Linked DNA regions of Homo sapiens: region 2 is linked to region 1. Evidence: read pairs that join two places in POLR2A ChIA-PET (ENCODE). Cell type or tissue: endothelial cell of umbilical vein. All regions are shown on one strand. Links, peaks and the distances in the headings refer to the core of each region. The heading gives the core; the rest is flanking DNA. Region 1 overlaps GMDS (GDP-mannose 4,6-dehydratase). Region 2 overlaps GMDS (GDP-mannose 4,6-dehydratase).

What was found. Peaks named below come from ENCODE experiments on the same cell type or tissue, not always from the same donor. Only the 100,000 strongest peaks of a DNase experiment are listed, where the experiment ranks them.
Region 2: POLR2A ChIA-PET joins it to region 1 with 6 read pairs; 2 of 35 experiments call an interaction of 5 or more read pairs at or near these places.

Annotation. Positions count from the first base shown.
Region 1 is chr6:1,996,499-2,001,888 of GRCh38, reverse strand. All of the region lies in intron 4 of GMDS (GDP-mannose 4,6-dehydratase), which reads left to right. Among named protein-coding and RNA genes, the nearest start is that of GMDS, 250 kb to the left of the region's middle. RefSeq lists a silencer at 2,047-2,247. In endothelial cell of umbilical vein, for the core only: no CTCF peak of the experiment used is centred there; no DNase peak of the experiment used is centred there.
Region 2 is chr6:1,830,313-1,835,702 of GRCh38, reverse strand. All of the region lies in intron 7 of GMDS (GDP-mannose 4,6-dehydratase), which reads left to right. Among named protein-coding and RNA genes, the nearest start is that of FOXC1, 220 kb to the right of the region's middle. In endothelial cell of umbilical vein, for the core only: no CTCF peak of the experiment used is centred there; a DNase peak (open chromatin) is centred at 2,702; H3K27ac peaks cover 884 bases.

The DNA.
Region 1 (5,390 bases), core at 288-5,287:
TGAGTTAAGTTTTATATATGCTATGAAGTAAGGGCAAACTTCATTCTTTTACATGTAGCTCTCCAGTTGTCCGTGCACCATTTGTTGAAAAGACTACTCTTTCCCACTGAATGGTCCTAGCAACTCTTGTCGAAATCAGTCGATCCTAGACACATGGGTTTTTTTCTGGACTCATGTTTCTAGTCCATTGATTTGTGCATCTATTCTTATGCCAGTACAGCACTTTCTTTATTACTGTTGCTTGTATTATAAGTTTGGAATTTAGGAAGTGTGAGTCCTCCAACTTTGTTCTTTTTCTGGTTATTCTGGATCCTTTGCTATTTCATATGGTTTTTAAAATCAGTGCATCAGTTTCAAAAACCTAATGTAAGAGCTAAAAGCATAAAACTCTTAAAAGAAAAAAATTAGAAACCTTTGTGTTTCAAAAGATACCATGAAGAAAGAGAATGGCAACCCACAGAATGAGAGAAACTATTTGCAAATCATGTATCTGATAAGGGATAGAGATTTAGAATATCTAAAAACTCTTACAACTCAGTAATAAAAAGACAACCCAATTAAAAAGTGGGCAAAGGAACTGAGTAAACATTTCTCCAAAAAAGATTTACAAATGACCAATAAGCATGTGAAAAGATGCTTGACATCATTAGTCATTAGGGAAATGCAAATCAAAACCATAATGAAATACCAGTCCATATCTATTATGATGAGTGGAATCAAAAGTCAGATCATAACAGGTGTTGGTGAAGAAATTAGAGAATTGGAAATCTCGTACACTACTGATGAAAATGTAAATTAGTGTAGCCACTTCTGCAAACAGTCTGTAGTTCTTCACATTGTTAACCGTAGAACTACCACTTGATGATCTAGCAATTCTACTCTACCCAAGAGAAATGAAAGCATAGGTCCACACAAAAACTTAAACAAGAATGTTTATAGCAGTGCTACTCATAGCAGCTAAAATATAGAAACAATCCGAATGTCCATCGGCTGGTTAATGGATAAACAAATGTATTATACATTGGGTATACAAAGGAATAGTATTTCTTAGAAAGGAATGAAGGCTGGGCATGGTGGTGTATGCCTATAGTTCCAGTTACTTGGGAGGCTAAGGTGGGAGAACCACTTGAGCCCATGAGTTCCAGGCTGCAGTAAGCTATGATTGTGCCACTGCACTTCAACCTGAGCAAAAGAGCGAGACCCTGTCTCTCAAAGAACCACTAAAACAAAAAAAGAGACTTCATACACAAGTGAGATTGACAGTTTCTTTTTAAGGTAATAAAGTAGTGATACATGCTCCAATATAGATGAACCTTAAAAATATTATGCTAATCGAAAGAGGTAGCTTACAAAAGACCACATTTACATGAAATGTCCAAAATAGGTAATAGAGACATAAAATAGTTGAGTGGGTTTTAGGGATTGGGGAGGGTTGAAGGGACAGGGGTTGGGGAGGTGACTGCTAATGAATACATAGTTTCTTTTGGAATGATTAAAATGCTCTGAAATGGACTATGGTGATAGTTGTAGAAACCAGTTAATATAGTAAATACTGTCCGGGAGTGGTGGCTCACGCCTGTAATCCCAGCATTTTGGGAGGCCAAGGCGGGTGGATCACAAGGTCAGGAGATGGAGACCATCCTGGCTAACACGGTGAAACCCCATCTCTACCAAAAATACAAAAAATTAGCCGGGCATGGTGGCGGGCGCCTGTAGTCCCAGCTACTTGGGGAGGCTGAGGCAGGAGAATGGCGTGAACCTGGGAAGTGGAGCTTGCAGTGAGCTGAGATCATGCCACTGCACTCCAGCCTGGGCGACAGAATGAGACTCCATCTCAAAAAAAAAAAAAAAAAGATATAGATATATATATATATAAAAAATATATATATATAATATATATATATAAAATATATATATAATATATATATAATATACATATTATATATTATATATAATAATATATAATATGTATATAATATATATATTATATATATCGTTATGTCTCAATAAAACTGGTATTTTTGAAAAGTAAGACCAAACAGCTGTGTGAACTATGGCAACAGATAAGAATGTCAGTGTTAACTATGTTTTTAAGAAAGGGGAGTAATATCATCTAGCAAAATTGGGAGAGGAGATTTCCTTATCTTTCACAGCATATTACCCTTGTCCTAATTCCTGTCATTCATTTTTGTTTGTTTTTAAAATTTATGTTCTCATTTTATTTTTTTTTATGTTTCTGATGTCTCTAATGGATCTAATTTTTTTAAAACTATATTCTACCTCCAGTTGAGTCCAACTATATTTTGTTGGTTGTTCCTCATTAGAATATTTGAACTTGTAAATTCCAAGACTGTAGCAAAATCTTCATGCCACTGTATCCTTGCCAAGGATCAAAGGAAATCTTGTGCAAACTTTTAAGCTAGTCTGCCATCTTCTACCTGAAATTCTAGGTTTTGTAGAAATAACTTATATTTTAAATACTAGATCAGCTTGTTTTTACATCTTTTAATATCTTTCTGAACAATTGCAGTTAATTCATTATCTGCAGTTTTTTTTTTTTTTTTTTTTGAGACAGAGTCTCGCTCTGTCACCAGGCTGTAGTACAGTGGTGCAGTCTCGGCTCACTGCAGCCTCCAACTCCCTGGTTCAAGCGATTCTCCTGCCTCAGCCTCCCAAGTAGCTGGAATTACAGGCATGCACCACCACGCCCTGCTAATTTTTGTATTTTTAGTAGAGACGGGGTTTCACCATGTTGGCCAGGCTGGTCTCGATTTCCTGACCTCATGATATGGCCGCCTTGGCCTCCCAAAGTGCTGGGATTACAGGCGTGAGCCACCGCACCTGGCCTATTATCTGCATTATTTAAAATGGTTTGGGATAATTAGAATTATTATCTTTATTACTTATTGCTTGTTGCATGTCTTATCTATTTGTACTTTTTTGGCTGAAGTATTTCCCAAGTAATATCTTGCATTGGTTGTATAATTTCTGAGTCTTTTTGTTTTAAAAAAAACAGTTTTCCTTTATTTTTATGCTTAATACAGCTGTCCCTTGGCATCCATGGGGGATTGCTTCCAGGAGCCTTCTTGGATACCAAAATCCATGGATGCCCAAGTTGCTTATGTAAAATGATGTGATATTTGCAAACAGCATATATACATCCTGCTGTATTTTTCAAATCGTCTTAGATAACTTATAATACCTAATACATTATAAATGCTATGTAAATAATTGGTACACTGTAGTTTTAAAAAGTAATACTTTTTATTCTTGTATGTTATTAAAATTTTTTTCTGAATATTTTGAATTGTGGTTGATTGAATCTGCAGCTGCTGAACCTATGGATACGAAGGGCTGACTGTTAATATTTTGTTTCCATTCTGGGGTTATAATCCTTTTCCTCAGATTTGTGTAATTATTGCTCTATACTTTTTAGCATTTAGAATTGCCTTCCCTGTCCCTTTCTTCCTCTTCTTTTCTTCCCTCCTTTTCCTTCCTTTCCTTATTTCTTACTAGGGAGCTCATAGTGACTTTCTTTTTATTATTTTATTTAGAAACTCTACCAGGAGTTTGTGCGTAGATGATCTGTCAATATTCTTATCTGGTATTTCATGGGCTGTTTATCCTCTTGGAAGTTTTTCGTTAGGTTGATGATTCTTTCTCTTTCATTCAATTGTTTTCACAGCTATGATAACTCCTGGATATGACATTTATGTTTCTCATTTGTTCTTTCATTATTTTTCCTTTACATTCTGGAAGGTCACTTTCAGATCATTTTCTAAATCAAGATTTGATCTTCCCCGATGTTTATTTGTTTGCCTAAGGTCTCCAGTGAGTAGCTTCCCTAAGTAACTGGTTTTTCATTTCCTGGAGCTCTTTCTTGGTACTCATTTGCTCTTCCTTCTTCATAGGCTTCTTGTACTGCCTCTGAGAGGCAGTATCTTTGCATTTCCCAGAAGATACAGAGGAAAGGCCGTTTCCCCTGCCTACTCAGCTTGGCTCCTATCCCATTTTTGGTCTTCTTCCAGTGTTCATTGACCCTTCATAGCCTGCTTGTTTTTATAGAGAGGTATAAACTGATCAATGTGGGTAGTTGGCAGGTGCCCCTCGATGCACTTGTGGAAGTCTCTGTTTGCTGTCTCCCAGGGGTCTCTGCTCACCAAATTGGCCAGTGGAGATGAACCTCACTAGGGTCCACAGGCCAAAAGTTGGCCTTCCCTTCCAGGTGTATTTCCTGGGAACAGACAAGAATCATGATCCCTTTAGGAAGCCACCACAGGGGTTGAGGAGGAGTTTTCTGCACACTGATGATTTCTGTCCAAAGCAGAGGTCTTAGAGATGTGATGTGAAGTCCTCACATCTTTTTTTTTTTTTTTTTTTTGAGACAGAGTCTCACTCTGTCTCCCAGGCTGGAGTGCAGTGGCGCGATCTCAGCTCACTACAGCCTCCGCCTCCCAGGTTCAAACAAATCTCCTGCCTCAGCCTCCTGAGTAGCTGGGACTACAGGCGTGTGCCACCACGCCTGGCTAATTTTTGTATTTTTAGTAGAGATGGTGTTTCACCATGTTGGCCAGGATGGTTTCCGTCTCCTGACCTCGTGATTTGCCCACCTTGGCCTCCCAAAGTGCTGTGATTACAGGCATGAGCCACCGTGCCCAGCCAGTCTTCACTTTCTCAAGAAAACCATCAATAACTGAGACCTATTCCTTCCTCAGGTCTTAAGAAGCAGTTATCAGAACCAACTTTGCTATCTGCCAGCACCTTCCCTCTTTACCCCATCCCTTCCTCTGCCTGGCTGTCAGAGCACATTGAGTAGAAGGAGGGGGCTGAGAATCATCAGCCCACTAGGAAATACCATGGCCGTTCCCTCCTCTCACCAAGCTAAGTGAGGTGGGCATCAGAAGACTTACTTGGAAAATTCGATGGTGCTTTAAAAACAAAAAAAAAGACTAGGGTCTTACTCCTTAGTTGGAAATCTGTTTAGGTAGTATGGAAAACACTGTTGGTTGTCTGTCAATTTCTGTTTTTCTCTTCTGAGTAGTGGAATTCTCAATTTTTGTCTGAGTACATGTCCTCAGACATGAAGAACTACATTTTTTAGCTCCCCTTATACCTAGGTGTGGTCATGTGACCCCCTTCTAAGAAATCACTTTTAGGTAGAAATGATGTGTGCAGCTTCCTAGAAGAATCCATAAAGTAGAAGGGAAATAATCCTCTTGATGGGAAGGTGCATGTGATGGCAGGAATTCTGCCAACCATTTTGTACCAAGAGTTGGAAGCCATATGATGCAGAGAGTGGAGAAATATATAGAAAAAAATAACGTCCCTAGTAATTGTTAGGATACTACGCTAGCCCTTCCTGTCTACCAGCAGACTTATGTAAGTGAAAG
Region 2 (5,390 bases), core at 72-5,071, 170 kb after region 1:
TCATGGTTCCTCACAATCAACAAATTAAATGATATTTATGCCCATCTGCCTGCACTTGTTTTTTGAATTAGAAATACAAAAGAGATCTAAGAACTTATAAAATAGTTGGTTTATCAAGCCTAAAAAGACATAAATCTAATTTAGTAATTTAAATGTGAAAATTACTAGATTTTTAAAGATTATTTTATAGTGACATATCTCCTTCTATGTAAACTCTGTTTCACATTATTTTCTGTAAAAGCAGAATAAGAATTCACCAAATTTGTTATAACAACTCCCTACAAAGAATGCTGCTGATCTCCCAGCATGTGAGATGTTGTGGGAGCTGAGTTGGGAAAGGAGAGCAAAGCCGCCTCCTTCCACTCTTCTAGAGACACAGAATGTAGAATGCTGCCCTGAGTTCCGACCTGCAGCAGCATAAGCCACCTCCACCCTATCCCAGTGATCTGTCCCTGTGTGCTCTTCTTCTGGCTGCCTTAGGGTGTTCTTCAGCCAGTTTCAATGTCATGTCCTCAAGGAAAACTTCCCTGACAGACCCCCCCTTACGCAACACAGACTCTGTGCCCCTCCCGTCCGTGTTATTTGCCCCGTGTTAGCACTTAGCACTCACTTTATATTCCCTCCCTCCTTCCCTCTCCCTCTCTATCAGTAGAGAACTAATTAATATCTAAATAAAAAAATAATTAAACTGTGGTAAATCTATCATGTGATTTGCTTGCATCTGTAGGAAAGTACAAGAACATTCTCCGTGAAACTGAAATGCCCTCAGAGACATTAAGTTGAAAAAACAAGAATAGTGTGTATAAAGTAGTATAAAAAGGTGGATGGGGGTAATAAAACTGTTCCTGTGGTTGCCTGGTTGCAGGAAGGGGGACGGAACAAACAGGGTTCCCGGGACCTGGATGGAGAAAATCGAGTAATGTCACATTAATTTTTGAGATTTTAACCATATGAATGCAATATCTGATCTTTAAAAATGAGTTATTCTGGAATTATTGTATAGTTTAATAAGTTATAGTTTATATAAGTTTAATAAGTTTAATAGGAAATTGTTTAATAAGAAATTGCCCTTCAATTCTCTTTAAGAACAGAGTAATCTTGCATTTAACTTAGAAGTATGTTAAAAGCTTAACATACTTCTGATGCTTAAACCAAATCTTACAAAAGCACTGTAAATAAAGGATTTTGTTGTGTTTTGTTATTTAATGAAAGGGAGTTGCCGACTCTCCCCATAGATGTCAAGCGCTAAGAAAAGATGGATCCCAACTGGAGCCAACAGACAGATGATGTATCATGGTGCCTCTGACATTTGGTAACCTCCAGGCCCTCAGAGCAATTGCTCAGGGAAATGCAACATTGTAGGTCTGGATCTGTTCTACCAGATGGAAATTAGTGCCTTAAAATAGCCCAGCATTTTTCCCCCACCACTGAGAACATTTTAAATGGAATCTCTTTTAGATTTAAATATTTTTAAATCTTCAATGGACATTTAATGAATCCTTATAGAATAGCTTTTATTTTCTTGATAATTGATGAAATTAATATCATCTGTTTTAATTTCAAAGCATGCCAAGCATTTTAACCTGCAAATCCGTAACCTACCAGGATTGAACTTTAACTACTAGATTTTAAGGTGCTAATTCTTAATAATTTCTATTTAATTTTTTTGTAAATTTTAACCAGAACCTAAGCTCTGACTTTGTGATTCAGTTATGTTTGTATATACATGTCTTCATTTTTGAGTGAGTAAGAATATTAGAGTTGTTCTATGGATTTGATGCGATATATGCATTGTGATTTTAAGGAGAGCATGTTTCTCATTTAGATATTGACTAGAAATAGAGAAAACCTAACCAACAACTTCTTAATTTACTTTGTTTGTTTAATGAGCAGTTTGGGTTTGGTATTAATTTCTGCCTTCATAAATTTCCCTTCTCTTGAATAATGAGGATCTTTCAACCCACTGCCCTTCCATGTGAAAATGGTTTTTTAAACAACCTTGGTTATAGTTTTAAACTTCGCTGGAAGAATTAGGTCATCCAAAATATGTGTGGGGTGTGAAGTTTTGTTTTCTGCACAAAGACTTGTCATGAGTCTAAACATTTCTCTCTCAAGTAATTTACAATTTAATTACCTTGTGTTATGTTCCCTCAGGAAGGGGAGGAGAAGGGAAAGGAAGAAAAGGCAAAAAAAAAAAGTTTTAAAAATGTGTGCTGCATTCAGGATTTAGATTTCACCTTATAAAGTTTTTATTACAGCGTCCTCCTCCCCTCATTGTGCCATGAAATAGTGAATCACTCTGCTTGGTCTCTGAGGACAGATGCTGTTCTCATGTTTTATCCTGACACCTCCGAGATGAGCTTTCCATATGAAGGAAGGGAGGACATTTGATGTGTCCAGTGTTGTTCTGGGGCCTCCCCTTCTCTGGAAGTCACTGACACGTGTAGTTTTGGCATTGAAGCCCAGCGGGAGACGACATTTGGCCAATTCCCCTGCTGATTAATGTGCCTGAGGGTCCATGCCACCCTTTGCCCCCTTCCAGTGCATTAGTTTAAAAAAAAAAAAAAAAAAAAAAAGGCTTTCATACGCTCCACTGCCGGGTGAGCTGGGCACAGGTCCAGCGGCGCCAGCAATTTTCCGTCCTTTGTGTGAGTGATCAGAGGCCAACCCCACAAAACTGACAGTGGTTGCACTCAGTGCTACTAATGATCTTCAGTAGCCGAAGACTTCCTTCCTCGTGTGGCCTGAATGTTTTTACTGGGTAAATATGTGATCTGGAAAGTGGCCACAGAGACGCAGCCTGATAAAGTTCATCGTGTGCTTCACATGTTCATGCTGACTTTTCCGCTGAAGCTCATCAGGTCTGTGGCAGGCAAAGACAGAACTTACGAGACAGAAAATGAAAAGTTCGCTTTTGCCTTATAGGCAGTTTGCAGATATGCTTTCTGAAATGTGTCGGCCTCACTTTGTTCATTCTTTTCTCACTGAAAAGAGCTTTGCAGTCAAGCTAACAATGCATGTGGTGGACTATTTTTAAGACCAAGGAGTCTTTGGCTCTGGCTTACCTTTACCTGTCCTTTTCCACTTCTCCACTTCTTCATCCTGAACATCCAGTGAGTCCGGAACAGCCAAGTTACTGCTTGTGTAATGGGCACAAAAGTAGGTGATCATGCTGTGACTGGCTGTCAGTGCATTTACATGCTCTCCAACACACATAAAAAAAATAAAAGCCATCACTCCAGTCACAGAGTCAAATGCTACAAATAAAAATTAATCTCTAAGGAGTTTTGGATTGTTTTTTTTGTAGGGGTATAGAGAGTCTCACTCCGTCCCCCAGGCTAGAGTGCAGTGGCTCAATCATAACTCACTGCAACCTCAAACTCCTGGTGGGTTCGAGGAGCTTCCAGACTCAGCCTCCCTAGTAGCTGGGACTACAGGCACATGACACCACACCTGGCTAATTTTCTTATTTTTTGTAGAGATGGGGTCTTGTTATATTGCCCAGGCTGGTCTCAAACTCCTGAACAACTTCGAGACCAGCCTGGGCAATATAGCAAGTTGCTCAAGTGATCCTCCCACCTTGGCCTCCCAGAGTGCTAGGATTATAGACATGAGCCACTGTTCTAAAGAGATTTTAATTCTGTACCCTACCTTCACTTAGTGCTAATCAAACCACGTAAGATGGTAGTTTTTATATATTTATTAAATTTCTGAAGACGTTATCAACCACCTTATGGTTTTTTGTTCTAAAAACAAACCAACTGTGACCAGACAGAAATTTCCTTGGAATTATGTATTTACAAAAATTCTTATGGGGAGGGTAAAAGTGGCTGAAACTCCTCTTTGGCCTTTGTGCATTGGCTGTGTAGAGACCTGGTGAGAGATGGTGACTGTGGGCTGGAACTAGGCTACCAGGGATTGAACATCTAATTTTTCAATATGCTAGCTTGCTCTGGCAAATACCTCTAGAAGCAGGCTTCAGCTCCTTCAGATAAATAATCCCTACAGGTGCTTAAAGAATTTTCAAGATTTTATAAAAAACCTAAAAAGGTTAGGAATATGTGTGTTCGGATGAATCCTCAGAAAGCTGGAATAAAAAACTTTCTTCTATCGCCTGAGTGACATGGCATCCTACAGTGTTTATTTTTATTTTACTAAGTCATGTTTCCCTAACTGCCTCTGGGATTGTAATTCTCATTGATGAGTGCTCTTCTTTAGTCCCTTTGCTAAAAACTTTATAACCTTACCTAAAATACTTAAAATTGGCATCTGTTTAGTGTTTTGCAGTTCATAGAGATTTTCCCTTCACGCTTCCCTTAAGGAATGATTATCTGGACTCCTCGTTTTACTAAAGAAACTGAGAAATGGCACATTGGTAAGTGGCAGATCCAGAGTACAGGCATTCTTGCTTATATCACTTGTCACACATGGCAGATGGGACACAGCCACTGAATTCTCCTTTAGTTTCAGGATGGGAGGGCTTTGACCTAACGTCCAGGAGGCCAGTGTAACCAGCGGAATGATTTAGAGGGAAGAAAGCCATTGACTTACTTTAATCCTATAATGGCAGTAATGCCTTTGTAGCCAATCAGGAAACAATTTACAAATGGCCTTACCAGAATAACTCTGCTGGATCATTCTGATTTGGGAATATTGAACCTGTATCTGCATTGGCCAAATATAGCAAACAAGATAATCATGTTTATGTGCATTACTTTTGAAGAACCATTTAAAAATTATAATGCTTTGGGCAAATAGTTTCCTAGACATGAATGGAAGGACTACATTTTCTGAAGTGTTTGGGTACATTTTCACATATCGGTCTACAAAACAGGCATATTCTCGAAGAGGTTCTAAGAGTTATATATATTTCTTATCCCTGAAATGCCTTATAGTATAGTGTGTATACTATAGTGTATAGTGTGGAGGATTCAATTTTATATAAATTTCAGATAATTTAATATCTTGTTGATAATAACTATCACATAGATTTCTGAACAGGTGCCAGATATAGTTTATCATTCGCTTACATTCTAGGCAAAAGCAACTACATCATTTATTGCTGTAGTTATTGTTGGCTTAAAAAAACTAGAGAAGTGTTGTACCTTTGTTAGAGTGGAAAACCACTCACTGCTTAGGGCTTGCTTCTGTCTCATCTTCTTGTCTTTATTTCTTAACATACATTGAACCCCTGTACTATATCCTCTGTGGTTGGTTATATGTAATACAAAGCTGAATACACATACTCCCTCTCCTTAAGATGTTTAGAGTCTAGAACAGTGGTTCTCAATCCAGGGCAATGTGTGGAGACATTTTGGTTGTCGCTACTGGGGGAATGGTCTTGATACCTAGTGGGTAGAAGTTGCTAAGCATCTTAAAATGCATAAGAC